Regions from separate parts of the Homo sapiens genome. Here region 2 is linked to region 1. The links are chromatin loops, found by intact Hi-C in ENCODE. Cell type or tissue: mammary epithelial cell. All regions are shown on one strand. Links, peaks and the distances in the headings refer to the core of each region. The heading gives the core; the rest is flanking DNA.

Evidence for each region. Hi-C counts contacts between places; a loop is a spot of excess contacts. Peaks named below come from ENCODE experiments on the same cell type or tissue, not always from the same donor. Only the 100,000 strongest peaks of a DNase experiment are listed, where the experiment ranks them.
Region 2: it touches region 1 in a loop (21-fold over the local background); 6 of 110 quality-filtered maps call a loop at or near these places.

Annotation. Positions count from the first base shown.
Region 1 is chr20:45,036,551-45,051,867 of GRCh38, forward strand. The region is part of intron 10 of STK4 (serine/threonine kinase 4); the gene reads left to right. Among named protein-coding and RNA genes, the nearest start is that of KCNS1, 57 kb to the right of the region's middle. RefSeq lists a silencer at 15,280-15,317. In mammary epithelial cell, for the core only: a CTCF peak has its summit at 7,695; a DNase peak (open chromatin) is centred at 7,711; H3K27ac peaks cover 1,354 bases.
Region 2 is chr20:45,226,836-45,242,152 of GRCh38, forward strand. It overlaps LOC105372630 (a long non-coding RNA gene), which reads left to right and starts at 4,002. Exons shown (of 3, transcript XR_936763.3): 1 at 4,002-4,191; 2 at 4,441-4,598. It overlaps LOC124904913 (a long non-coding RNA gene), which reads right to left. Exons shown (of 2, transcript XR_007067605.1): 2 at 12,533-15,317. In mammary epithelial cell, for the core only: a CTCF peak has its summit at 2,912 (motif pointing left); no DNase peak of the experiment used is centred there; H3K27me3 peaks cover 244 bases.

The sequences.
Region 1 (15,317 bases), core at 5,453-10,452:
GATGTAAAGTGCTTCTTTTAAGAGAAGAGGTGAAAGTTCTTGACCAAAAATAAGGGGGGAAAAACCATATGCTGAGGTTGCTAAGATCTGTGGTAAGAACGAATCATCCATCCATGAAAATTGTGAACAAATGTGAATCTTCCATCCGCGAATTGTTGTTGTAATTGTTCTATTTTATTATTAGTTATTGATAAATTCTTAACTGTAACAACTTTATAAATTAAACTTCATTATAGGTATTTACGTATGGGAAAAAGCTGAATGTATAGGGTTCGTTACCATCCACAGTTTCAGGCATCCACTGGGGTTTTCAGAATGTATCTCCTGTGGATAAGGGAGGGACTACTGTATTTCAAAACATCATGTTGTATACAATAAATATGTACAAACTGTATTTGTCAATTAAAAGAAAACCCTGAGACTAAAAGGGAGGTGGTTGACTACAGTTATACAGACAGTTAGTGGCACAGTGAGGATTTTAACCAAAGCAGTTTGGCTCCAGAGCCCATCCTCTTAACTATCTGTACTGTGTGGCATTTTTCTAGGCTATTCTGGTAAGTTCTCTCCATAAAGTACATAAAGAAGGGGCTGTAGGAGCCCAAAAGAGAGAGCAAGAACCCCAGGGAAGGCACCAATAAGTGTCATTGGAAGTGTGTTTTGAAAGATGAAGTGTGTCTGTGGGGATACTAAGGAGTGTGGCATGGGTCCAGGAAGTACTGAGTAATTGAGCTGGAGCATTACCAGTGTGGATGTGTGCAAAAGGGGAGGAAGGGAGCGAAGGAGAGAACTTCAGGTGAAGTAAATTAATGCCCAATGTACCCTTTTTTGCTGGAAATATTTAGTACTCTTTTAGATTTTTTCCTTGGTATATCAGAGAAATTAAAAATGGAGTCCTAATGCAGCACAGAGAGCTAATATCCATCTGACGTTGTGTGATAATGGGTCCATCAGGATATAAAACCACCAAACTGTTAATTCAAAATTAATTTGATAAAAGTAACAGAACCTGAACAAAATTGATTGTTTGAATTCCCTGGATAGTTATAAGCCATTCAGTTGGCTTTTTGTGGTAAGGAAGGATAAATTTTAGCCCTGAGTTTTTCCCAGGAGGCCGATAACAACCTATGATTCCATGAAACTTTATCTTAACCATTCTCTCCTAGATCAGGGCTCCAAATCTGATTGTAAGTTGAGATTTCTTTGGGTTTTTACAAAGAAGCTTTACTGAATTGTCAGAACATAGTCAGTTACTCATTTATTATTAGGTTGTACTTTTTGCTTTTGGCTGCACATGTTAGAAATCAGACACTTGCTGGGAGGCAAGAATTATTACTACCTTATTTATAATTAGAAATCATGATTGAAATGGTAGAAGAAATGCTTTATTTGCCTACGCTTAAGTCAATACTGTCAAGAATGCATCTTGATGTTTCCTGGGAACTCAGTTATCTACAATTTGAAACTTTATCTGCCATTTCATAGAGACAAAAATAACTCTCCCAAAACATTTGGTGAAATTATTGTTCATTTATTTCAAAGTGACTCTAAAAGTTAGTGCATATTCTTAAATTTACCAGCCTTTAATGGTAAGGTAAAATTTAATGTCCCATTACTCAGTTACAACAATCATCAAGTCAGCTATTCTTGTTTTATTTAATCCTTCACCTCCACTATTCACCCACACTGCTTGATTGTTTTGAAGCAAATCCCAGGCATATCTCATTTCTAAATATTTCATGTGTATTTATAAAATATTATTGACCTTTTAAAAATTATAATACCTTTATCATACTTTTACAAATTAGGAGTAATAAATTTCCTTAATGCCAAAAAATGCCTTGTTACTGTTTAGTCTCCTGGATTTATATATATTTTTTAGCTTGTTTGAATTAGGATCCAAATGCGATTTATAGGAAGTTGGTTGATATGTCTCTTAAGCCACTTTTAATTTAAAGCCCTTCCTTTCTGCTACCCCTGCTCGTGTACTCTGAGATACTGTTGGAGAAACCCAGTTGTTATCCCATATAGTTTCAACCTTCATTCGGGATATTGCTGATTGCATCTAAGTGGTCTTATTTAATATGTTCCCTGAGTTTCTTATAAATTGGTAGTTTTATCTAGAACAGAGGTCCTCAGGACCGCTTCATACTTATAAACATTATTGAGGACCCCAGAGGGCTTTCGTTTATACTAATATTTACTGAATTAGAAATTAAAACTCAAAAAATGTTTAAAGAATTTATTTACTTAAAAAAAAAGCTAATTATACATTAATGTAGTTTTTTTCAATGAAAAATGACCATTTTCCCAAAACAAAAACAAATGAGTAAGAAAAATAGCATTGTTTACATTTTTCAAATTTTTTGGCTTAGACAGATAGATGATCCTATCTGTTTTGCATTCAGTCTGTTGTAATACATTGTTCTGTTTGAAGTATAGGAAGAAAGTCTAGCCTAGCAAAAAGAGGTGTAGTTGAAAAAGACAGAACTATTGTAATAGCTGTTTAAGATAACTGTGGATAGTCTTTGACCCTATACCAAAACTCAACAAGTAGTGGTTTCTTATAGGTTAGTTGCAATGTAGAATATAAAACTAAATTCATGAAATTTTCTTACTCTGTATATTAAAATTCATTGATGTTTTAAAATTTTGAGTGGAACTTTTACTCACACATGATTTTGTAACATCACGCATTGGGCATTTGGAAGATGTTGGTTCATTCAGTTACATGGATCTTCTAAATGTTGGCACATTTCATTAAACAATATAAAAAAACCCCACATTCCTTGAAGTTATGACCAGTCTCATCAGAAGAGTAGCTAAGTGTAGGGAAGTTGTCAAGCTCACAGTGGTAGATTCAAGTTTTCCAGAATACTTATTTTCATTTGAAGGTTTGAATTTTATCATCAGCTACAACACTCTTAGTTGTTTTCCTTTGAGTGACAGACTCACTTTTTTCATTTCTGAGAAAATGTCTGCCAGATACCCAAGTCTGAATACTCACAGTTTGTCATTTTTCATGTAAAATGGTGCTCTGTGGAAAAAGCAGCTGGTTGAGCTTGCAGCTCAATTGCACAAGTGCTTTGCTTCAAAATGACCATTGTATTTCAGTTAAAACAGAAGTGCTATATGCGGACTTCCCATTTCATCATAGATACTATTAAAAAGACATGAACTTTTTTACTACTTCATCAAGGACATTCTTAAGGATTTTTAAAAAACTGTAGCCAGTGACTGTAAAGAATGCAATAACTGCTGACACTATTTGGTGCCACTTTTTGGTTTCTACTGAGGCTAACAGTTTTAGCCCCCACTGCTTTTGTGTAATCAGTACAGATGTCAACACAGTAGAAAAGTCAAATAGTGTCTTAAGATTAATATGAAAATAGTTTGGTCTTATAGAGTCCCCTAAGAGTGTGTCAGGGATCTTCCAGGGATCTGCAAGCCAGACTTTGAGAATTGCTGATCTAGAAGCTTGATCAGAATCAGGTTCGATTTTTTTTTTTTTTTTTGGCAAGGGTATTTCATAGGTGGTATGTATACTTCCATCAGAAGGTTCATAATATCTGGATATATGGTCATCTCTCTTTTTCCGTTGTTAGAAACCAGTGAAGGTCATTGTCTGGATGCCATTTCATTAGAGGTTACAAAGTGGTGACATTTGATCATTTCTTCTCCATTTACCAATTGAAGTAAAGAAGCATTTCATTATTTAGATAATCTCAGGTACAATGTATACAGAAAAGACAGAATATGCACTTGATTTTTTGATTTTTATTATAATTTTCAAAATAATGTATTGGTTCCCTGGCATTCTCCAAAGATATAACCAGGGATTTTTTTTGTATCATAAATTCGTGGATTTAAAAATATTTGATCTGTTTCAATCCTTTCATCTATTTCTTATGTTCAAATGGTTCCATCTTGATATAACCCCAGTAGTTACTTTTAAATGTTTTATTGAGGTATGCTTTATATACTCCCTGGTAGTTTGTGAGAGCATCCTTGCTTTCTAGTATGATGAGATGTGAGATGTTCCAGGCTCATCTTGTCCATGTCTTGCTCCAAACCTGGAAACAGACCTTTTTTTTTTTTTTAAGGAACTCAGGTTTTTAAAATGGGAAATGGTAATTAGAGACCACAGTCTGGGTGCAAGTTGTGCTCATTGCAGTTAGGTCATTTTTTTCTAAGCCTTTTCAATGTATGAATCCAGGAAATGTGTTTATTACAAACTCATGCGTTCTTATGCTATTTCCAGTGTAGATTGAATACTACTAGTTTTTTCCTTAACCACTTTCATCCCACATCTGTAATCCTTTCCCCCATGCCAAATATCTTCCCAGCAATTCTAATATAATTACTCATTTGTTTTTCAATTCACAATAAATGTCAGCCTCGGAATAATAATGCCAGTACTTCTGACAACAATACTGAAAACAGTTAAAGATTTGTGTTGCAGCTTGTTGTCCTTAGGGACATCCCATATAGATGTACAATGAAATTATTATATGTTAAAGCTACTGGGAATAATTTCTACGTGGTTATGCCACAAACTTAATTGGCCAATAGGTTTTTTTGTTTCATTTTGTTTTTTGTTTGAGGTATTGCTTTTTATTGTTTTGCTTTATAATTATATAAACTATATGGTTCCAAGGGGCAAGTCTACAAAACAAAGTTGTTCAGATTTAGTTTCTATTCCTATCTCCTCTGTTTCCTCCTTTTTTTAATGTTTGGGAGATATACACAAGACACATGTATGCATGCATGCATGCACGCACAGACAAATACATGTATGTTTGTACTACCATTCTGAGATAACAGTAGTGTCCTGTCCATACTTTTCTCTGTTTGTTTTTTGTTAATTATATATCCTAGAAATTACTCCATAGCCATACATAGAGATAGTCCTCATTCTTTTTTCCTATGCTTAGTATTCTGTTGTGAGGATGTATTGTAGTTTATTCAGCCAGTCCTCTGATGATACACATTTAGGTTGTTTGCAACAGTTTTTAAGTTGATTGCTTCATAAACCTATTCATAAATAGGGAATGCAATTTTTTATGATTGTTTTGGTTTTTTAGGTTCATGCTTTGTCAGTTTTGAGAAGCAAGTTACATGTTTTAAGCGTGTTTAGCTTTTTTTTTTTTTTAAACAGCAAGGAGTGGATTTATTCAGAGGTCTCCCTCTGCCACATTTTAGTGCTGTTTGTATAAAGCAGCCCCTAAGACTCTAGTCATAACATCACGTGTCACAGGAAGAGTGAGTAATCAATCTCCTGGCAAACATTGTTTGTTAGCCTGCCGCAGGCATTAAAATGTTGCCAGGTGTTAACAACCTGGAGGCCTGGAATTCCTAATTGCTGTAATCAGAACCTGAAGTTTTTAAAGTTTGAATCTCATTACAACCAAAGCCAGATTTGGTTCAGTTACTTTAATTTTTCTATAATTTGAAGTCAGAAAAGAAAAAGAAAAACAACTGTAACTTCAGTGTTGTTTATTATTCATCAAGAAGGTTTCAATGGCTGAAATTTAAAATGTAAATTAGCTATTACTCTAGAAAGCACAGTTTTTAGTTTTCAGCTGAGATGAATGTATTTTTCTTATTCCTGGATCTATAGCCACGCTTTTGAATTATGATCTCATTCACTTAGACACATATTTTTCACTCTTCTTTTGAGCTGTTGAAGATATTTTCTTCAGTCTTTCTTTTCAGCTTTACCTCCTGTTTTTTTTTCTCACACGAACTCTTGACAATTCAGTAATCCTTATTCCTGGGACATGAAATGTTGAGAAGACAAAGGAGATTTATGCAAGTTTTCCCACTCCATCCAAAGAAAGGGTCTCTATTAGAGCTCTTGAAAGTGATATTTGCTTATGTAGCCCAGTGCCTCTGAAAGAAAAAACATGATGCAGAACTTTTCTCATTATCTAAGGTGTGTTCCTGGTGTCATTTCCCTCTCCCAACAGGACCACTTTTACCTAATACAAATCTGGATCCTCCACTACTCAAGTGAAATACAACGCAATTAGCATCTTTTGTCTTTGATAACACACCTACTCCAAGCACCAGTAATGCTGGAATGGAAAGCATGTTTCATTTCCTTTCTTCATTTCTCTGTTGGAGTTTGATGCTGATATTACTGAGATTTCTAATGGACAGTGTAGGGAGGAGAAGGCTGATTGATGGTAATTTATTGTACTGCTACTGAGAAAAAAACACAACTCAGGGTATTGGTTGTTCGATACATCCAGATTTTTTGACTGAAAATGTTAGATTTTACTTTTTCTTTTTTAAAAATTTCCAACTTTTAAGTTCAGGGGCACATGTGCAGGATGTGCTGGTTTTTTACATAGGTAAATGTGTGCCATGTTGGTTTATGGCACAGATCATGCCATCACTTAGGTATTAAGCCCAGCATCCATTAGCTATTCTTCCTGATGCTCTCCCTCCTCCCAAGCCCCCACCCTCTGACAGGCCCCAGTGTGTGTTGTTCCCCACCATGTGTCCATGTGTTCTTATCATTCAGCTCCCACTTATAAGTGAGAACATGCAGCATTTTTTTTTCTGTTCCGTGTTAGTTTGCTAAGGATAATCACCTCCAGCTCCATCCATATCCCTGTGAAGGACATGATCTCCTTCCTTTTTATGGCTGCATAATATTCCATGGTATATATATACCACATGTTCTTTATCCAGTCTATCATTGATGAACATTTAGGTTGTTCATTACAGCACTATTCACAATAGCAAAGATTTTACATTTGTTTAGAAGGCTTGATAAAGTTGCAGTTGTGTACCAAGTGTACCAAAGTGACTGTTCTTTTAGTGAAGAAGCAGTAGATTTGGTAGTTAAGATCATTGGAATCAGGCTTTCAGCGTTCAAATCCTGACTTCACCATTTGCTGAGTAGCTGTGGGCCACTTACCTCTCCTCTCTGAGCTTCATTGTCCTCATCTGTAAAATGAAGTAATACTAGAACCCATAGGATACATTTTGAACCTATATGAGAGTTAAATGGAGTAATGCACATCAGGGGCCTGCAATATAATACAGATTGAGTATCCCAAACCTGAAATCCTGAAATGCTCTAAAATTTGAAACTTTTGAACAGTCAAAGAAAGTGCTCATTGGAGCATTTCAAATTTCATATTTTTGGATTAGAGATGGTCAACAGGTAAGTATAATGCAAATATTTCAAAATCCTCCAAAATCCAAAGTTTAAAACACTTCTGGTCCCAAACATTTTGGTTAAGGGATACTTCACCTGTAGTCACTTCATAAATGTCAGCTTCTCCTCCCTCCTTCCACTTTCCCCTCCTTTCTTGAAACATTGTCCATGGAGTAAATTTCACTACCTAAACTTTTCCCCCAGTGATTTGCCATTGCCTTCTGTTATAAAATCAGAGATACATTCCCAAAGAATACTTGCTCCCAGAGGGACTGATCTAAAACTACTCTAAAACAAAGGAATTAAAACTATTACTGCTTGGAAATTGATTACCAAAGTGATCATAGGTATCAATTTTAGAACTTCCTAATGCTTTCTTCCTTTCTTTTCCTTACATCTCTATACAATAATACAGTGTTTCTTTCTACCCACCTCTCAAATCATGAACTGTTGAGGTTAACGGAAATTTTCAAATCTTGAAGCTCTGAAACTACTTCCCTTACAGTAACACACTTCTACCAATAGATGCCGCCCTTTCACTTCTTGAGTGCACAATCTCCTGTGTGGCATTTGCTTAAGGCAGAGCTTGCTGGCTATGTAAAATGAATGATAAAATTATTGAACCAGGCCGGGTGAATGATAAAATTACCGAACCAGTGGCTCATGCCTATAATCCCAGCTTTTTGGGAGGCTGAGGTTGCAGGATCGCTTGAGCCCAGGAGTTCAAGGCCAGTCTGGGCAACATAGTGAGACCCCATCTCTACAAAAAATAAAAGCACATTTTAAAAAGCCAGGTAGGGTGGCATGTGCCTGTGGTCCCAGCTACTCAGGTGGTTGAGGTGGGAGGCTTGCTTGAACCCGGGAGTATATGGTTTGCAGTGAGCCGTGATTGTGCCACTACACTCCAGTCTGGGCAACAGAGCAAGATCGTGTCTCAAAAAAAAGAAAAAAGTTACTGAATCACTTTAGAAATTTGACATTGTGTGAAGTGAGTTTGTTTGAAAATAGGGAAAACTTGTAACACAGACCAGTAGAATGAACATTACATTACATAAGAAGAAGGGTGAATGGCCCAGGCTTTAGCTGGGACCTTGGGTGAGTCACCCTCCTCTTTGAATTTTAGTTTGTGATCTGTAAAAATTAAACATAATAGTACCTATCCTGCTTTTCCCACAGAGTTGGAGAAAGGATCAAATGAAATATACATTGGGTTATTTGAACTAAGTTTACTTTCAAAACTTTGGTAGAATTTTATTAGCCAAGAATTATAAGGCCGTTGATGTTTATTTTCGGTTCATTGTGTATTAAGTATTATCACTTATTTTTATTTCACATTTTATTTTACTATTATAAAAAAATTAACTCTTTGAATGATGACAAATAATTCAGAAGTGAGGAAGACAAAGGAGCAGTTAAGCCTGGATTTCTGGTATGACTCCGTTTGCTGATGATAGTAACATTATCACTTTAGATCTAGGTAGCATTTAATATAGTTAAAGATGCATTCATAGTTTGTTCTTTTGTTTGGCAATGCTTACAGTGTTTCTGTGAGGTAGCAGGGTGGGGTTTCTTATCCTCTTATAGTTTGAGGAACTGGAGCCCAGAGACATTTTACAAAGGCATCTTTCCTACTTGGTGCCAGAATCAGGTCTGGAACCCAGACCCCTAAGTGGCTTCCTGTCTGCGTTAATTCATAAGTGTGTGTGTTTTCTCACATGAAAACAAAAACAAAAACTATGCTTACATATTAAATACCCAATGTTATAAACCAGGAAAAAGAATCTTCTTTCAAATAACATGTGATAGGGACTACAGTAACCAGGAAGAATGATTTCAGGTTTATTGCATCTTCCTGGGAATTTCGTGACATTAGAGGAGTATTTATTATTAACTCACAGTGTTTTTTTTCATGCTTATTGAGAACACAATGCAGATTGACAAGCTTTGTATTTCATTAATTGTTTATGCAAACAATTCTTATTGGAGCAATTTAATTTGTACTTTCTTTTGCTGTTCTTTCTTATTTACTTTCTAATTATGGGTTGTACAGTAATTTTGCTATTGTCAGAAAGTGTCTTTTTTTTTTGTTTGTTCGTTTGTTTTTTTGAGAAGGAGTCTCGCTCTGTCGCCCAGGCTGGAGTGCAGTGGCCCAATCTCGGCTCACTGCAACCTCTGCCTCCCGGGTTCAAATGATTCTCCTGCCTCAGCCTGCTGAGTAGCTGACATTACAGGTGCATGCCACCATGCCTGGCTAATTTTTGTATTTTTAGTAGAGATGGGGTTTCACCATGTTGGCCGGGCCAGTCACAAACTCCTGACCTCAGGTGATCCGCCTGCCTCCGCCTCCCAAAGTGCTGGGATTATAGGCCTGAGCCACCGCACCTAGCCAGAAAATGTCATTCTAACTAAAAAGGCATTATTATTTTAAGAACATTTTTGGTTTTCGCCAGGTGCAATCCCAGCCCTTTGGGAGGCCAAGGCAGGAGGATTGCTTGAGGTCAGGAGTTCATGACTAGCTTGGGCTACATAGCAATACCCTGTATCTACAAAAAAAAAAAAAAGAAAAATTGGCTAAGTGTGGTGGTGCGTACCTGTAGTCCCAGCTACTCAGGAGGCTGAGGCAGAAGGATCGTTTGAGCCCAGGAAGTTGAGGCTGCAGCAAGCCATGACTGTGGCACTGCACTGTAGCCTGGGTAACAGAATGAGACCCTATCTCAAAACTAAAAGGAAAAAAAAAAAAAAGCAAATATAACCTCTGAAAACAAAGGTATCTATTGTGGAGGAATCTTAATGGATACAGGAAATATTTGATATATTTTCTGGTTATATCTCTGTCACAGTGTGCTTGTCAGTCTCATTCAGGCACTTGTTCCTGAATTTTTCTTCTCTTCTACTCTGTTATCTATTGTCTAATCAGTATGGGCTTTTCTGCTAATTTGCTTTTCTTTTTTTTTTTAAATTTATTTATTTATTTTTTTTCCGAGATGAAGCCTTGCTCTGTCACCTAGGCTGGAGTGCAGTGGCGTGATCTCGGCTCACTGCAACCTCCGCCTCCTGGATTCAAGCAATTCTCCTGCCTCAGCCTCCTGAGTAGCTGGGATTACAGGCACCTGCCACCACATCTGGCTAATTTTTGTATTTTTAGTAGAGACAGGGTTTCACCATGTTGGCCAGGCTGGTCTTGAACTCCTGACCTCGTGATCTGCCCGCCTCGGCCTCCCAAAGTGCTGGGATTACAGGTGTGAGCTACCACGCCCAGCCTAATTTGCTTTTCTTACTCCAGTGTTAGATAATGAATATTTTTAGTAATCTTCATATTGGTTGCTCATTATCTTGTCTAATTTTAAATTTTATTGGCAGACACACTTGGTCTCTTAAGACTAACTACATTTTGGATTTTGACAAGGAAATGATGAAAATAGCAGTTATTGAATGCTTGTTGTGTGTTAGGTCCCTGTAAATGTTTTATACCATCTTCTTTTCATAATATCCTCACATGGTAGATCTTATAGATCTTATTCCCACTTATTTGACAGAGAGGCTTTGAGGCGCTAGGTGACAAGAGATGCTAGGTGACCTGTCCCACCCTTGGTGCATGATTAATAAAAGATAGACCATTATTTTTCTCAGAATAACGCACGTTTGTTTGTGTGAGAATGGTTATATATGTGCCGATGGTAAACATTCATCTAATTCAGATGCTGCATCTTTTCTTTCTCTAACATGTGCAGCCCTTAGCGAATTGCCATAGCATGCAGGTGCTCAGAATGTGTTATTTGATTATGTTATTTGGGCCCATTGTGCACTCTTTGGAAATCTTTTTAAATTTCTTCAGATTTTCTTTTTGTAATATCCATTCATCTATGTGTATAGGAATATGTTAATTGGACTATAATTTCATAGATGTGGAATTTAGATTTCTTCCCTGCTTCTTTGGTAAAACTGTAGTAAAAAACATTGATTGGAAATACAGTGTTGGGAATTCCCTTGATCGAATTGGATAAAGCATAAAGCATTTAGCAAAGTGCCTGGCATTCCTAATCTATTATTAATATGTGGGTTCCTTTTAGAGTGATGGCTTATTTATAGTGAAGAAGAGCAGTGGGTTGGGAATCAGGTCTCAGCTCTGACTGTAACTAGCTTTGTGTCCTTAAGTAAGCCACCTAACCTTTCTGGGACTCTGTTTCTTTGTCTGCTAAAGGTAAGATTAAGCCTTCAAGAGCCCTCAAACTCTCTTGGTCTTTGTTTGCCAATTTAAAAAATGCAGCTAATGCGTCTCTCTCATAGGGATCATGTGAGCCTAAAATAAAGAGCTTGTGTAAAGTGTGTAAAAGATGCTCAGTATATATAAGGTTCTTTTCCTGTTCTTTTAAAAGCAGAGAAATGCTTAGGACACCCAGGACGCCAACATGAGCATAGAAGGCAGTCTGATATACTGACCAAGAGCAGATAGACTTGGATCCATTGCTGGTTTCATTATTTATGGGACCAGTAACTCTAGGCTTCTCACCCAACCTAAAATGAAGATACTAATCATATTTACTTCTGAGTTATTGAGAAGATTAATTTAAAAATGCTTTTAAAGTGCTTAGCAGAGTATCTGACACAGAGTAGGCATTCAGTAAATTTTATTTACATGTGTAACACTTAGGGTGGGAGACATGGATGAACTACTGGAAAAGGGAAAGATACTGAGGTGGGCTGCCCTAAAAAAGGAAGGTAAGAGGAAGACCTACACTTATTTCACACTTTTGTTGCAGGCCCTGCTAGTTCACACATTGTTTGCTTTGTGATTTTTTTTTTTTGAGACGGAGTGTTGCTCTGTTGCCCAGGCTGGAGTGCAGTGGCGTGGTCTTGGCTCACTGCAACCTCTGCCTCCTGCGTTCAGGTGGTTCTCCTGCCTCAGCCTCCCGCCACCATGCCCGGCTAATTTTTGTATTTTTAGTAGAGACGGGGTTTCACCATGTTGGCCAGGCTGGCCTCGAACTCCTGACCTCAGGTGATCCATCCGCCTCGGCCTCCCAAAGTGCTGGAATTACAGGCGTGAGCCACCATGCCCAGCCATGATATTTATTTTATACCTAAGATGAGCTTAATTCTGTTATGACTTTCTTGTTCCTAGGGTGAGCTTAATTCTGTTATGACTTTCTTGTTCCTAGGGTTTAAATATCAAGGATACTCACTAAAACACTGATAGACCTTTTGTGTTTTCTCTGATTGCTTCCCTTCTGTGCCTGCCTGGAGGCTATAGGTCCTGGACAGTTCCCACATTGATGTTTTTTTTTTCAAAACAGTTTTTTCCTGATGGTACATTTGTTAATGTAAAATAGCTCAAGTAAATGTATGTGCGTATGTATGAAAGAGACAGAGAGAGACAGAGAGAGCTGTATGGGATCCATCAGCTGCCGAGGGTACCCTTTCATCAAGCAGAGTTCACATTGCAGAGCATTGGATCAGAGGGTGGCCAGCAGCTGGAGGGAGAGCAAACTTGAATCTACTTTATAGACCCACTAGTCACTTCCATTTGCCCTTTACTTAGGAGAAAATACACAGCAAAAACTGTTCTTTAGACATGGATGCATCTAGTTTAATAAATCTTAATGTAGTGCTATTAAAAATGAGGTAAAGTCAGGAAATTTTCTACCCCCTCCCAAGTGCTCTTATTCCTAGATATGCAGGACCAAGCATAAAGTTATTTTCACACATTGGGAAGAAATGTTCCATTCCAATTTCAAGTGGAGGTTTTCCACTTTTGGAAGTGCTGCTGAGACTGCAATTATAAACTACAACTATTCTTTTAAAACAGTTCCTGGGATGAATTAAGATCTTGCAGTAAAAATACCATATACAATCTGTCACATTATCTGTGGAACTCTTCCCTTTGCCAGCTTGGTCAGTGAGGGTAACAGCTGCCCAGAGTTCATTGCTAAACGGATGTTTAACAATGGTACTGTGAATTCAGCACTTCATATTAGAATAATGCTTGAGTTCCTGGTATTCGGTTAATGGAGTTTTACGTACAGTGATACAGAAAATATGTGATGCACAGGATTTCAGCTTTTTAAGAATTCTCACCACTTCTCCTCCCATCTCAATTTTGTTGTTGTGGAAAATGAAAATCCCACAGGAAAGCCAAGTGTAGTCCTCATTCCCTGACTTCTGGCTTTGTACTCCATCACTTTCCACTTCCTTCCCCTCCCCTCTCTACACTGTTCACCTGGGCCTAAACGTCTGAATGACTGCAGCCTCAAGGAAAGCTTCAAGTTAGACTAGATGACCTTTAAGGTTTTGTTAATCCTGAGAATCCGTTTGGCCACATCAATGAGCTCCTTTGTATCTACTCAAATGTGATAGAACAGACGAGCATTCAGAGTAAGGGGATCTTCCTAGGCTGGCTGCAGAGAGAACAGTCAGCAGTGCTCGTGCCATGGCTACAGATTACACATCTCACTCTGGGGGTGTGTGGGGACTGGGAAAGGGGGAGCCAGTTTGGCCTGTGGCACATGTAATTTTTATACTTTGAACTACTGAAATGGGTCTGAGTTCTCCAGCTCTTCACAGACCCCATCACTTCCTGTTTTTGTTTTATGAGCAGACTGTTGAGTTTATTTCTGTTGTCTTTGCCAGTCTCTCAAAACATTTGTGTTTGTGATCTCTGATTTAACCAGTCTCCAGCTGATGGTCATTTAGGTAGCCTTCAGCTTTTTAATATTAATAAATATTGCTTTAATAACATCTTTGCATGGTACGCCCTTAGAATTAATTCCTGCAGTAGAATTATTGGGTCAAACTGTTCACAAATTTGAAATTTTGATACATATTGTTAAATTTCCCTATCGTTTTTGGTATGTGAATTGTTGCTTTATATTATTTACTGAATTTTCCATGGAATTCTTATTTTCTTTATTGATTTTAAAGACTTCTTCAGCTATCAAGTCAGGTTATGAACCTTTTAACATATGTGGTAAAGATATTCTGCTAGAATATCTTTTAAAGCTTTGTATATGGTATCTAACTTCAGACATTTAAATTTTTATATATTTTGATTTATTAGCTTTTTCTTGTGGTTTCTGGAATTTTATGTCATCTTTGGGAAAGTTTTTCACATTCTAAGATTACAAAAATATTAACCCTTACTTTGTTTTAGAATGTTTTATTATTTTTTCTTTCTCAATATTTAATCTATCATGTATTTGTCTTGGTGTTAAGAGTAAGGTAGCAATCGAGCTTTATATTTTTCTAACAACCAAGGGTTTAAAAAATACATAATTAATTTAGAATTACCAAATCTTAATAGCTTATAGTACCTAAAAGTGGCTTGTTTTTACAGATAGAAACTTTCCACTTCAAACTCTGAGTTTTAATGTTTTTCGGCTTTTAAAACCTCTAGAAAGAAACTGTGAACAGAACACCGTATTGGTTTTGGCATTAACCTTAATGCATCTCAAATAGGCTGATTCTACAGAATTTGATCCAAAGTACTTCTATGTCTTGATCCTTTTTTTGCCAAGCAAAATTGATTGTTTCTAACCAAAAGGCCTTTAGTGCTAGACTGAAAGAAAAGTAAGGTGGTCCTTCTGTGCTGGTTGTATTTTATATAATTTGGCATCAAGTACAATGCTTTTTATTTTTCTCTTTAGTTTCTTTCTTTTCTCTAGCCTTTGATGGTCCAGGCCTCTTGTTGCTAGGGGGCTTTTTGGGAGACAAATTCAAATCCTTACTGTCTAGCTCATTGTTATTGTATCTTTTAGTGAGTTCCTTTTTTCATGGTAGTTCAATAAGTGGTTACCAGGGGTCTTTCTTTGACAGTTATTACTAGCTTCTCTTGTATAGTGGGATTTAGCTGTGGGTTGATTTGTTGTGCTGGTATGTTTTCAACTGCAGCGATGCATTGCTCTATCACATGGATTCTTTTTATAGCTTCATTAGAGGTGTTTTAGTTCCTCTTTTGAATATTTATCTGAGTATCTTAGTACCTTGGCAGTCACACTATCCTAAATTATTATAGTGCCTTCTAAAGTAGATTTTGTCATTGAGGCTTATGTTTAGGTCAGGCTTGCAGGCAGGGAGACAGATTATGCCATTGTGGTTGAGAGGCATATAGTGGTTAAAACCACTGGAGTTATTCTGTTAGGGCTCATAGCCTATC
Region 2 (15,317 bases), core at 1-5,000, 180 kb after region 1:
GAAATGTTCTGTCTGTGATGTCCTTCCCTAGAAGCTGCATAGGTTTAGCATCTATACTAAGGTTTATGGTCCAACTTGATTAACATTCGCATTCCACTCAAGGTGCAGATCCAGATTCCTTTTTCGCAGATGCTCGTTTTTATTAGTTATTAATAATGCTGCTATGGGCATTCATGTGCAAATATTTGCGTGAATACATTTTCAGTTCTCTTGGGTATAATTATGGAAGTGGAATTTTTGATTCTGGTGTGCTATAAGGTTCTAACTATATTATTTTGCATGTGGATATCCAGTTTTCCCAGTATGATTTGCTGAAAAGATGACTTTTTCTACTGAATAGTTTTTCTACCCTTGTTGAAGATAAGTGAATTGACAATGTAATGGTTGATTTTTGGACTCCCAATTCTATTCCTTTGATATATGTGTCTATGCTTATGCTAGTACCACACTGTCTTGACACTGTAGCTTTGCCGTAAGTGTTGAAATATGGAAGTATGAGTCTTCTACATTTGCACTCTTTTTCAAGATTGTGGTTGCTATTCTGGGTTCTATGCATTTACACATGAACTTTAGGATTAACATGTCAATTTCTACAAAAAGTCATCTGTAACTTTATAGGAATTCCATTTAGTTTTTAGATAAAATATGGAAAATTGCCTGCCTAAGAATATTGAGTCTTCAATCCACAAACATGGAATGGCTCTCTATTTTTATGTCTTCTTTAATTTCTTTCATCATGATTTGTTGTTTTCAACAAATGTACATGTCTTGCCATTATTTTCTTAAATAAATTCCTGTGTATTTCATTCTTTTCGATGCTATTGTAAATGGATTTTTTTCATGATGCAATTGAAAGGTATAGGTTGATATTTTGTCCTGCACCTTGATGAGTTGTTTATTAGCTCTAATAATATTTTGGAGTTATGTGGATTCTTAAAAGTTTTCTACATATGTCATCATGTCAGTATTTCATGTATGGGAAATCTAATGGTGAAAAACATGAAGTATTCATATATCTGGGAGTACCTTAATTTTTCCCTAACTTGTGAAGGATAGATTTGCCAAGATATAGAATTCTTGGTAGACCGATATTTCTTTCACCACTTTTAATATGTTCTCTCACTATCTTCTGGCTTGCATGGTTCTAATGATAAATCAGCTGTTAAGCTTATTTATTAGTCATTTTGAGTTATTTATCTCTTGCTGCTTTCAAGAATTTCTCGGCCAAGCGCGGTGGCTCATGCCTATAATCCCAGCACTTTGGGAGGCTGAGGTGGGCAGATCATGAGGTCAGGAGTTAGAGACCAGCCTGGCCAACATGGTGAAACCCCGTCTCTATTAAAGATACAAAAAATTAGCTGGGCGTGGTGGTGTGCACCTGTAATCCCAGCTACTCGAGAAGCTGGGACAGGAGAATCGCTTGAACCCAGGAGGCGGAGGTTGCAGTGAGCCAAGATTGTGCCATTGCACTCCAGCCTGAGCGACAGGATGAGACTGTTTCAAAGAAAAAAGAATTTATTTTTGTCTTTGTCATTGATATTTCCATTATAAATTGTCTAGGTGTGGATCTCTTACAGTTTTTTCTTAGTGTTCATTGAGATTTTTATACATGGAGATTTGTGTTTTAAAGCAAAATCAAATGTTTTTAGCCATTACATCTTCAAATATCTGTCTGCCTCTTTCTTTCTCTCTCCTTTCTTCTGGGATTTCCATTATGCACATGTTTTTCCATTAGATTGTATTACACAGGTCTCTTTCTTTATCGTTCCTCAGAGTGTATAATCTCAATTGACCTATAATTATAGTAGTTGTTCCTCTCTTCTGTCTATTCCTATCTGCTGGTAAGACCCTCTTGTGACTTTCTGTATCAGCGATTTTACTTTACAACCTCATCATTCATCATGAATTTTTTTTATGATGTGAAACTGATTTTTATACTTTCTGTTAATCTTTTTGCCCATGATTTCCTTTAGTTCTTTGAGTATAATAACTGATATCTTTGTCCACTAGGCCATTGTCTGGGATTCCTAAAGGATCATTTCTATTTATTGTTTCCCCTCTTTTCTGTGTATGGGCAGTATTTCATGTTTCTTTAAACATCTCATAATTTTTAAATAAAATTGTACTTTCTACGTAATATAATTTGGCAGCTTTGGAAATCAGAATCTATCTTTAGCATTTGTTTGTGTGGTTTTTATTGCTGAATACTTGCTTAGTAACATTCCTGGACTAATTTTGTAAAGTCTGTGTTATGCATCGTGTACAGCCACTAAATTCCCTGTTTCGTTTGCTTACTAGTCAGATAATGAATGGACACCAATGATCTTAAGTCCTGTAAGCCATAAGTTGGCCTTTTGACTTTATCAACTAGTGAAGTTTTGACACAGTCATGAAGACATTAAGACATGAATTAAATGAGAAAAATTTTTCACGAATTAAACTTAAAGCCTGTGGTGCACAAGGAACTAGATTTTTCATAAATCTAGAAATTATCTTGCTAATAGATCAATATCTGGCTCTTACTTTCTGTCTGTGTGTGTTTCAATGTTAATGTAGTAAAAGTAAACACTTCAAATGCACCCTTATCTGAACATGGCTGTGAGGAGTCGGTTTCAAATGTTCTGGATACACAGTGGGAAGAGGGAAATTGGTCAGTCCTGATGCAGTCCCTGGGAAAAACAATGCCCTCCTATTACCTAAAAATTCGACAGTATAAAGTAAGAATTAGGAAGAGCCAGGACAGTTCTGCAACACCCCGAAAAAAGGAAAATCCATGGGGGCTCTGAAAAATTACACCCCAGAAGTTGTTTCACGTGGTTGCTTCCTGGAAGTGAAAGAAAACAGCTGGTGCTTCCGGGTCAAGTTGAGGCACCTCTGATCTCCAGCCCCCGGAGCCACAGCACCACCTGCTGGTGGGGCCCCGCTAGAGCTGACATAGACAGGTCCAGCCTCCAGGTGCGCCCAATCCCTTTTCTTGCATTATGAAGCTAAGCAGCCTCTCTCAACTCACTGTGACCGTCCCCCTTTGCCTCCTCCACATGGCCCAGCCTGGAGCCCTGAAAAGTGGCGGGTAGGGCGTGGCGACGCGTACTGTGGCTGGAGTTGGGGAGCATTTCCTCTGAGGAGTCCATGCGACGACCTGGCCCTCATGCCTGGAAGTCACTTGGTGTCCCCGACTCACCCTGTGGCATTTTTCTCCAGCTGCACAGAAACCTGAATGTTGCCCAGAGTTTTCTGTTGCCTGCCCTTTCATCCTGTTACCCATGTGCTGGCAGGATAAAATTTGCAAAGGGGTTAAATGGTGTTGCTACTACGAACGTCGGCATTAGTGTATGGAGTCCTGCTGGACTTTGGATTGAGGTTAGGAGCCCCAGATCTGCTGCCCGTGAAACCTTCCTGCAGAAGCATTGTCTTAGAAGGAGTTGAGAACTTCATGTTCCCCTAGAAAATCGTTGTGATCAGAGGTTTTAAATTGGGTCGACCCATAGATCTGCCTCTGGACAATGAAGCAAGACCTCCTTGCTTAGATTATGCACCTTCCATTTCACACAACGGACTTCACCCTTCTCCTCTCTGTAAAGAGGATATTTCAGCAAGATTCATTAAGATCCTCAACAGTTACCGGGTTTTTATTATTTTTTATTCCTATTTTCTACAGCTTATAATAATGAAACACTTTCCTCTTCATATTTACATTGTGAGTGTTTATATAATTTCACACTTCCTTAGGATGGCTTGCCTAGAATCCCTGATCCCCGTCCTTGATTCCTGGATAGCACATGCCAGTGTTCTTTGGAGAATACATAAGAGGATCCAGACAATGGCGTCCTATTGCCTCAAAATCTGCTGGATGAAGTAAAAATGATGAAGAGTTCTGTAACACCCTGAAAGGAGGCAGTCCATGAGGGCTCTCAGAAGTTACATCCCAGTTGTTTCACGTTGTCTCTTCCTGGAGGTGAAAGGAAACAGATGGTGCTTCCGGGTTAAGCGGAGGCACCTCTGACCTCCAGCCCCGGGAGTCAAAACGCCATCTGTTGATGGGGCCCCGCCAAAGCTGACATAGACAGGTCCAGCCTCCAGGTGCCCCCACACCGTTTTCTTGCATTATGAAGCTGAGCGGCTTCTTTCTACTCTCTGTGAACATCCTCCTTTGCCTCTGAATGACCCAGCCTGGAGTCTTGAGGAGTGCAGGTAGGGCCTGGCGACCCTGGGTGTGGCTGGGGTTGGGAACGTTTCCTCTGAGGAGTCCATGGGGTGACCTGGCCTGGAAATCACACATTGGTGCCCACTCATCCTACGGCTTTTTTTTTTTTTTTTGGAGTCTCGTTCTGTCACCCAGGCTGGAGTGCAGTGACGAGATCTCGGCTCACTGCATCCTCCGCCTCCTGGATTTAAGCGATTCTCCTGCCTCAGCCTCCTGACCTATGGCGTTTTTTCCAGCTGCACGGAAACCGGGATATTGCCCAGAGTTTGATCTTGACTGCCCTTTCACTCTCTTACCTATGCGCTGGCGTGATAAGAGTTGCAGGGGGTCAAGAAGTGTTGCTACTACAACTGTCGGCATCAGTGTATGGAGCCCTGGTGGACTTTGGATTGAGGTGAGGAGCCCCAGATCTGCTGTTCTCCTTGCTGCCCCTAACTCCTTCCCTCAGAAGCATTTGTCTTAGAGAGAACTGAGAACTTCCCATGCGTTTAGCAACCGTTGTGAGCAGGGCTTTTAAATTGGGTCAGTCCACGCATTTGCCTCTCTAAAGTGAAGGAGGAGGCTCAACAGACCTCTTTGCTCAGATATGCACCTTCCACTTCACATAATGGGCATCACTCTTCTCCTCTCTATAACTCTCTATAATGTCGACATTTCAACAAGATTATCTCTAAGGTACTCAATAGTTACTGGATTTTATTATTTATTTTCAAATCCTTTTACTTACAGTTTACAATCATGAAACATTTTCCTCTTTACATTTACATCGTGAGGTAAGTTTATAATTTCACAATTCCTTAGGATGGCTTGCCTAGAGTCCCTGATCCCCAGTCCCTGACTCTTTGGCAGCACCTGCCAGTGTTCTTGTGAGGAGAATACCTAACAGGAATCACGCCTCAATGCCCCCGGGACACAAAACCATGTGCCCTGTACATTTTGCATCTTCCTATATCTCTGGTTTCCTGTTCTCTCCCAAGATGGAAAGCCCTTCTTAACCAGGACTGAGGAGACACAAGTGCTACAGGCTCAGTCTGGGATAACTGGTCTCCATGTTGTCCATGATCGCTCAGGCCCAGAACTTCCTTTTAGCAAGAGTTAAATGCTTCTTACTATGATAACAAGACGAAGAAATAAAGCGTTGTATATTTAAAACTCTTTGAAAATCTAAGTCTGCTGGATTGATCTCTTGCTCTCCCTCTCTACTCAGCCATGTTGCATAATCCCTTAGGAACTGTAAAATGGACAGAGTTACTGTTTCACATTTAGTTTCATCAATTCCTGCACTTGTGTTTTTCTGATATATTTGTCTCTTTCAATATCTCCTGACACTCAGATTCTCTGTTGGTCAGATTCCAGGTGCATTTTGGAGTTAAATTCTCTGGGTTTGCATCCTATGAATGGCATGCCGATTAATCCTGTAATGGAAGAGCAAGGCATTTTTGCTTCAGTTTTTCTGGTACTACTGCTGGTGGCCTTTCCAAGTGTTGAAGTAATATGATCTGCGATTGGATTTGGAACTTAGGGTCAGAAACTGAGCAAGATGTACTTTAGTTCTAGGTACTTTCATTCCTAAAAATTGAGCCACCCTAAATTAGGAGAACAAAATCCTTGTGGTTCAGCCTACATCCCTTGAGTCTTTGCTTGAGGGTTGGGCCCTAGGTCTACCTAATAATGAAGTGTAATTAGCCATGAATTTTCCAAATTTATAACTCTGTGCTTCATTCTTCCTTAACTCCCACAAATGTTGCAGAGGTCTGGGAAAGTAATTTTCCAAAATTTTATTTATCTCTGACAAGTATCTTAACAATTTTGAAAAACTACTTTTTCCCAAGCATGTTTTAAACTGACATCTAATAATTTTATCATCATTGCATAGTTTCAAGAGATAAAAATTTAGGTATATGATAAATGTTGTCATTTAAATCAAATGGGTATCTTACTCTATGAGGTTTCTAATAGAATCTAACTACAATGTTCATTTGTTAGTAACATCTATTAGGGAAGAAAAAAAACATGTCCTTTTTCCTCATCATCTCTCTATCTTTCACATCAGAGAGGAGCTACCCTCTCTGCAAGAGCTTCGAAGAGAGAAGCTACCCTTTCTGCGAGAGCTTCAAAGACCAGCAGACATCCGAACACCCTGCCTGCAGAGAGGAGCCACCCTCTCCAGGGCCCCCTCTCTGTTGAGAGCTGAATACTCAAGGGATGATCTGCCTACAGAGAGTAACAACCCACTACAGGTCTCCTCTGAGCTCTTCTAACACTAAATAAAGCTCTTCTTCATCGTCTTCACCCTTCACTTGTCTGTGTACCTTATTCTTTCTGGATGCAGAACAGGAACTCAGGCAAAGGTGCCACCAGCCACAGAGGTTTCTGGAAAGAAAATGAACACCCCAAAGATCATGTAACACTTCTACTAATTTGGGTTTGGCTTGTTCTTGCTTTTCTAGTTTTTTGAGATGCATTGTTAGGTTACTTATTTGATATCTTTCCAGTTTTTTTATGTAGGGGCTTATTGCTATTAACTTGCCTCTTAATACTATTTTTGCCATGCTCCATAAGTTTCGTTTTTTTGTATTTCTACTTTTGATTGTTTCAAGGAATTTTTAATTTTATTCTTAATTTCTTTTTTCATCCACTGGTCATTCAGGAGCATGTCGTTTAATTTCCATATATTTTGTATAGTTTTGAATGTTCCTGTTGTTATTGATGTCTAGTTTTATTTCCTTGTGGTCATATAAGATACTTGATATGATTTTGATTTTTTAAAATTTTTTGAGACTTCTTTTGTATTTTAGCACTTGGTCAATCCTGGAGAATGTTTCATGTGCAGATACAACAAAAGTGCATTCCATAGCTGCTGGGTAAAATGTTTTGCAAATGTCTGTTAAGTTCATTTGATCTATAGTACAGTTTAAACTTGATGCTTCTGGGTTAATTTTCCATCTTGATTATCTTTCCAATACTGAGAGTAGGGTGTTAAAATCCCCACGTATTATTGCGTTAGAGTCTATCTCTCCCTTCAGCTCTAATAATGTTCACCTTATATATCCAGATGCTCCAGTGTTGGGTGCATATATATTTATAATTATTATGTTCTCTTGCTGAATTAGTCCCTTTACTATTACATAATGTTCTTATTTGTCCCTTTTTCCAGATTTTGACTTGAAGTCTATTTTGTCTGATATTAGTATAGCTACTCCTTCTTGCTTTTGGTTTCTGTTTGCATGGAATATCTTTTCCATACCTTCAATTCAACCCCATATATGTCTTTACAGGTGATGTGAGTTCTCGTGGGCAGGACACAGTTGAGTTTAGGTGTTTTACCCATTCAGCCAGTCTACATATTTTAAATGGTGAATTTAATCCATTTATATTCGGGGCTGTTGTTGAAAGGTGAGGGCTTAAACCTCTTATTTTATTGATTGTTTTCTGATTGTTTCATATATCTTTTGTTCCTTACTTCCTATCTTATTGTAAGTTTTGGGCTGGGTTGTTTTCTGTGGTGACAATTCTTGATTCTTTTCTCTTCCTCCTTTGTGTATCGGCTCTGCCAGTGAGTTTTAGAGTTTCTTAAACTTTCATGATGGTGGCAGTTGTCTTCTCACTTCCAGACATGACTCTCTTGAAAATATTTTGTAAAGCCAGTCTAGTGGTGATGAATCCCCTTAGCTATTGCTTATCTATGAAGAATTTTATTTCTCTTTCATTTCTGAAAGATAATTTTGCTGGGTATTCTTGTCCACTAGTTTTTTTTTTCTTTTAGTAATTTGAATATATTATTCCATTCTCTTCTGGACTATAAGGTTTTTGCTAAGAAATCCTCTGTTAGTCTGATGAGGATTTCATTATATGTGACATGATGCTTTTCTCTTCTTGTTTTAAGAATTCTTTCTTTGTCTGTGACTTTTGACAATTTGACAATAGCGTGCCTCAGAAAGGACCTGTTTGGGTTGAACCTAAATGGGGTGTTTTGAGCTTCCTGGACCTGTATGTCCATCTCACTGCCAATACTTGGGAAGTTTTCAGCTATTTTTAACATGTTATTTATACATTTTCCATTCTCTTTTCTTCTGGAATGCCCGTAATGTGAATACTTGTTCACTTAATTTTGAACAAATGGTGTCCCCAGAATCCTGTAGGCTTTCTTCATTTATTTTTATTCTTTTTTATCTTTTTGTCTGCTGATATTATTTCAAGTATCCTGTCCTCTAGTGTAGAAATTATTTCTACTCTGTTGTTAAAGTTCACAGTTGTATTTTTTTATTTTATTCATTGAATTCTTCAACTCTAGAATTTTTGTTTGGTACATGGCTGCGTGGCCAGCCTGGGAGTGTTCCTGCCAGGGGTAGCCCATGAGGCTGTTTCTCAGGCCCAGGATGTGGTCACACAGCTGCTTGGCTGACCCGGGTGTATGTCGGCTGGGGGCAACCTGAAAGACTGCTTCTCTGTCCTGGAATGCAAGCACAAGGCTGTCCAGCTGGACTTGGGGGTCTGTCTGCTGGAGGTGGCCCCAGAGGGCTGCTTCTTAGGTCTAGGATGCAGGGCACACAGCTGATTGACCCTCCTGGGGGCATGTCTGCCAGGGGTTGACCACAGGGCTGCTTCTCAAGCCTGGATTACAGGTGCAAGGCTGCTTGGCTGGACTCAGTGCATGTCTGCTGGGGCTTTCTGTTTCTCAGCCCCAGGATGTGAATTAATGGCTGCTCAGCCCACCTGAAGGCTTCCCCTGGTGAGGAAGCCTGTGGTGTTGTTTCTCAGTCCCAGGGCATGGCTGCACAGCTGCTCATGCAGCCTAGGGCATGTCTGCCAGGGGCAGCCCACAGGTCTGTATCTCAGGCCCTGATTGTGGGTGCAGGGCCATTGGGTAGGCCAGGGGCTTGTTTGAGTGGGTGGGGCACCATGGAAATGTTTCTAATCCCTAGACATGGATGTGTACCTGCTTCTCAGGCCTTGGAATGTGTCAACTTCTCAGAGGCCTGAGCACCACTTTCACTCAGAGGAGGGTGTGCAGCAGTTTGACTGGTTCAAGGGCAGGTTTACCCTGTGCGGGACTGTCATGCCATTCCTCCAGGCGGAAGTGAGGGCAGCGGGGGTTGTTTGTTCTACAGGACCAGAGTCACAGCCAGTCCTGTATCCACACTTGATGCTGCTGGGATTATGGCATTCAGCCACTGGTGTGGGCCTGGTGGAATGAAGACCAAGCCCTGTTGAGGGAAAAGTGCAGTGGCTACTGGGCTCCACAGGAGGGCGCACTCCACAGGTGGCTCTGGTCTCAAGATGGCACCTGCTGCAGCATCTTGGCTGACAGTGGGTAGGTGGACTATGAGGAGTGCACCCCTTGTGCTTTCAGTTCAAAGCAATGCACCTGCATGAATTCCTAGCAGCGTTTCAAACGGCTCAGGGCTTGTGTGTGAGTACTGCAGGATTCTCCGTAGTAAGGATTTTAGGTGTTTGTGGTGGTAGTGGAGACTAGTGCGGTTCTTTTGCTTACCTTTTCCCCACAATAGGATGTCCTCCTGACTCCAGATAGATCGGATCCAGGTGTGGAAGACAGGGCGGCAGATGCTGGATGCATCCATGCTGCCCTGCTAGACTTCCAATCCCCACAGGTGCATCTCCACTCCCCTGCTATATTCGAATACTCTTCCTTGGACTCTCTAATCGAGTTTCATCAGTTTATTCATTGCTTTGGTACTTTCTTGTGGGGAGAATGAGTGCCTGTCTTCTATAGTCAGTCGTCTTGGTGACATCACTGAGCTAAATTTCTTTATACTGCATATCCCATCCTGAATTATTGGAGTCTTTTTTAAAATAATTTTTATTCTTAACCTTCATACTAAAGATATGATTTGCATACCACCATTATAGTATTAGAGCATTCTGAATTTATGTAATTACTTCTACTACTAATGAGTTCTATACTTTTAATTTTTTTATTGTTACACATGAGTACTCTTTCTTTCATCTTTTCTTTAGCTTTTCTTGTAAGAGAGGGTTCCCCATCCGCCCCCCACCCCCACTCAGCCCACATAGCAGGAGGTGAGCAGAGAGTGAGTGAGCGTTACCACCTGAGCTCTGCCTCCTGTCAGATCAGGGGTGGCATTAGTTTCTCATAGGAGCAGGAACCTTATTGTGAACTGTGCATGCAAGGGATCTAGGTTGCATGCTCCCTATGGCCCCCACTGCCCCGCCCCACCACCCCCTCCCTCCCCACCCCTATCCATGGAAAAATTGTCTTCCACGAAATCAGTCCCTGGTGCCAAAAGGTTTAGGATCACTGTTGTAAGATATGCCTGTTAGTGATGAAGTTCTTCAGCTTTTGATTGTCTAGGAAAGTATTTCTCCTTCATTTCTGAAAGACAACTTTTCTGGGTACAGTATCCACGGATAACAGTTTTTTTTTTCTTCATCACTTTGAATATCTCATGCCACTCTCCTTCTGGCCTTTAAGGTTCCTGTTGAGAAGTTTGTATGTAGGTATATTGGAACTCCCTTATATGTTATTTGCTTCTTTTCTCTTGCTGCTTTCAGGATCCTTTCTTTGTCTTTGATCTTTTATAGTTTGACTATTATATGTATGTCTGGTATTTTTTGGACTGAATCTGATTGGTGACCTTTGACCTTTCTGTACCTTGATATATCAGGGGGTTTGCTAGGGCCTGTTGCAATACATTTCTCTGGTATTTCTGAGAGATTGTTAGTCCCTAATCTACTGGTGCCATCAATTCCACAAATCCACAGCAGCCCAACCCGTCACTTGGTTCAAGGACTGTGCTCCTCCTACAGTATCCATTAAGATCTTAAGATCTTGTACCAGCGATTGATGTGGCAACTCTCTACCATTTCAGTAAGCATGACTGGGTAAAACAATCTGTGAATAGACATACCAGAGGATGGTCTAAAAGAGTTTTGGGGGTTGGGAAGTCTTAAAATGGAAGCTCTGCTGCCTATACTGTCTTCTTCCCCTCTCCTAAGAAAGTTTCCAGGGAAGGATAAACCTCTAGGAGAAGAAGCCAGAATGGGAGAATAGAAAACCTTTGGACTGGGGATAGGAGATCTGGATTTTAGTTCCAGCTCTGCCATAAGAACCTGTGCATCTTCAATTAAATCTGTTTTCTCTCCAAGCTTAAGTTCCTCATCTGCACATAGAAAATTTGGTGTAGTAATTCTGATCATGCGTGCTAGCCCAACATTCTGGGAGTTCATTTAAAAAGAAGAAAGAAGGAAAGATAAAATAAAGAAAGGAGAGAAAGGAAGGAAGAAAGAAAGAAGAAAGAAAAAAGGAAGAAAGAAGGAAGAAAGGAAGAAGGAAGGAAACAAAGAAGAAAGGAAGAGAGGAGGAAGGAAGGAAAGAGTGAGAGAGAAAGAAAGAAGAAGGAAGGAAGGAAGGATCTTCTCTATCAGATCTAAATTTTGCCTGTAGGTGTGTGGTAACAGACATCATCACAGTGGCATGAGAACCTGTCTCCACTGCACTGTTCCCTAGAGCACGGATGCCCTGTGCTCAGCCACCTGCCTTATTTTTCCAGCCCAGCAATTGAAGAGGAGAGACCATGGTGGGCTTAGGGGCCTTAGCATCAGGGAAGCTATAATTCCCTGCTAGAGTCTGGTGACAAGATTCTCACTTTTATGTGTGGCCAGAGATACATTCAACAGTGTTCTTGACACACTGGTAATGGTATGGAGTCAGGAAGGGTATCTAAATTGATATGCCAACAAGCAAAAGAGCCAGAGCCATAAATGCTCTGGGAGAATACACTCAAGAATATGCTGGTTATTAGCAGGCGAACAATTAAAATTTTGGATCTCCTAGCAAAGTTAACAGTTCTATACATAAATGTACAATTAGCATGAACCTTGGTTTTCACCACTTACATAGTCTTGAGCAGCAAGGTCTCTGATGCTGAACTTCTGCATCTTTTTCTTTTCTTTTCTTTTTTCTTTTTTCTCACTCTGTCACCCAGGCTGGAGTGCAGTGGTGTGATCTTGGCTCACTGCAGCATTGACCTGATTTTCCCACCTCAGCCCCCTGAGTAGCTGGGATTACAGGTGCACGCCACCATGGCCAGCTAATTTTTTGTATTTTTAGTAGAGATGGGGTTTCACTATGCTGCCCAGGATGGTCTTGAACTCCTGAACTCAAGCAATCTGCCTGTCTCGGCCTCCCAGAGTGCTGGGATTACAGGCATGAGCCCCCACGCCTGGCCAGACCTCCTGCGTCTTAATGTGGGAATAATAATAACCATGTCATATAGATTTTCAGAGGTATTGAGTGAGATTATCTCAGCCCCAGTGCTCAATAAAAAGTTCCAGCATGACAACAAATTTGGTAATAATAATAATAAAACAATCTTTTATTATATCTTAATATTGAGGTAAAATATATACAAAGAAAAGCACAGATCTAATGTATTTATTTGAATGAGATTTGGCAAATACATATGTGTAGTTACACAAAATCATATGGAGATATAGAACATTCTCATCAACCTTGAAAGTTGTCTATGACGCATTCAAATTTAATTCCAACCCTTCAGGGGCAATCATTATGCTGACATCTACCAATTTAAGACTTGCCTGTTTTTTCTCATTTAAGAAGCATTTATTGTTATAAATGCACTCAGGCACTGTAAGACATAACATAAATGAAATAATTTTCAGATAAAAGCAACTGCTTATTATTTTATCCTGCCTTTATATTATTTTTATAAACTGCCTTCAGAAGGTATCATTCATTACCATACCAGTTGGGTGGTCTGTAATATATTCCCACAAGGTTTGTCTTCCCTTTATTTCTTCTTTTGTTCTTACAAACATGTATTCTACAGTGTTGCTGCTTCTAAGTTCATTGATTTTCTCTTATGTATTATTTTGATATGCAATGCTTTTTTTTTTTTTGAGATGGAATCTCCCTCATTGTGTCACCCAGGCTGAAGCGCCTGCAACCTCCACCTCCCAGGCTCAAGTGATTCTTCTGCCTCAGCCCCCAATTAGGTGAGATTACAGGTGTGTGCCACCATATCCAGCTACTTTTTGTATTTTTAGTAGAGATGGGGTTTCACCATGTTGGCCAGGCTGGTCTCGAACCCCTGACCTCAAGTGATTCGCCCATCTTAGCCTCCCAAAGTGCTGGTACTACAGGCATGAGCCACCATGCCCACTCTTGATATACAATGCTTCTTAACCCCCTTCCTAATAAGATCATTTCTTTTTAACAATGTATATAATATTCTGGACTGAAGTTCAATCCCACAAATTATCAGTGATGATAACAATTTATAATTACCATTCTTGGTTAAAATCTCAACTTAACATGAGCATTGGCACAAATTCTATAAACAAGCCACTTTTAAAAGCCCCAATAAAGTTGACTATATAATTAAAGTGACCTAGTTCAAATAGAAACAAGTGACAGTAGAAGTGAATTAATATTATATGTGCTACATGGTAGTGTAGTTATGATACTCATAATTTTGTATTGCCATTGTAGATATTTTCTTCTAGTGCTTTCAAGTTACCAACAGATATTTATATTCAAGATTTAAGAAAAATATTTCAGAATTCCCAGGAATTCTTTAAATTAAAGTTGTTCTTAAAGTTTATCCAACATTCTTCACACTGCTTACTCATTATAGACATGGTTTGATGGTTAAGAAACATTGAGTTTATCACATTTACAAAGAACTGTAGGTTGTGAATATTCATACTCTCAGAAATATGCTAGTTATTAGCAGGTGAACAATTAAAATTTCGGATCTCCTTAGCAAAGTTAACAGTTCTATACAGAACTGTAAACCAAAATTGCCAATTTCAGAACTTATTTGCTTCCAAACTTGTTATTTCCTGAAACACCACTCATAGGATTTATATATATATTCACTTGTACGTCTATTAAAATTAATTTTATTTGCAAGAATGACTCACTATTAGTAGCATACAGAATGATAAGCATATACTCCTAATGTGGCAACAGGTACAAGCAACATGATTAGATGGTGACTGCTTTTTCCTTAGTGCTCCTGATTCATTCTCTGAACACATTGACCTTAATTTTTGGCTCTACATGTCAGCATTTTCTGGTCTTTGCTTTAGACTTCTAACCAGCAATGTTACTATTTTGAATCCCAAGGTTTAATTCTTACAAAAGAATGTAAAGACTATAATACTTTTTTTTTTTTTTTGCCAGGCACAGTGGCTCACGCCTGTAATTCCAGAACTTTGGGAGGCTGAAGAGGGTGGATCACCCTGAGATCAGGAGTTCAAGACTAGCCTGACCAACATAGTGAAACCCTGTCTCTACTAAAAATACAAAAATTAGCTGGGCATGGTGGAGGGCACCCGTAATCCCAGCTACTCGGGAGGCCGAGGCAAGAGAATCACTTGAACCTGGGAGGTGGAGGTTGCAGTGAGCTGGGATTGCATCATTGCACTCCAGCCTGGGTGACAAGTGTGAAACTCCATCTCAAGAAAAAAAATAAAAATAAACAAAAACACTGGCCAAGCTCTCAATGTTAAGTAGAAATGGTGAAGACAGACATCCTTGCCTTCTCCTAACCTTAAGGAGAAAACATCCAATATTTTACCATTAGAGATGATGTTTATCAGCGGCATACCAAGGATTGTGGCAGTGGGAGTGGTTCATCTGAGGAGGAGGGAGTGTTTATCTCTGACTCTGTTTAAAATTGCCAGCACATAGTGATAATATACAGTACAGCTTTTTAAGCCACTTTTATTATTATTCTTAAATTCTCTACAATTGGGGGACCTATTTATTGCTTACAACTGGGGTGAACTCCTTCCAATAACCTCCTTCCACTTCAGTACACCACTAAGATATGCTTTAAGTTGAATATAGTGCCCTTTATCATATTGAGAGGGAGAGCTTCTCTTCCTTGCAGGTGGAGAAGTTTTATAATAAATGGGTTTTGGATTTGTCAAATACTTTCTCTGTTGAGATGATCATATAGTGAATTACACTGACTAATTTTAATACAAAACATATCCTGAATGTGTGTCTCATTTGACCTTAATGTATAATCTATTTAACATATTTTTGGACTGAGTTTATGACTACTTGGTTAGAGATTTTTATGCCTATGTCTATGAAGGA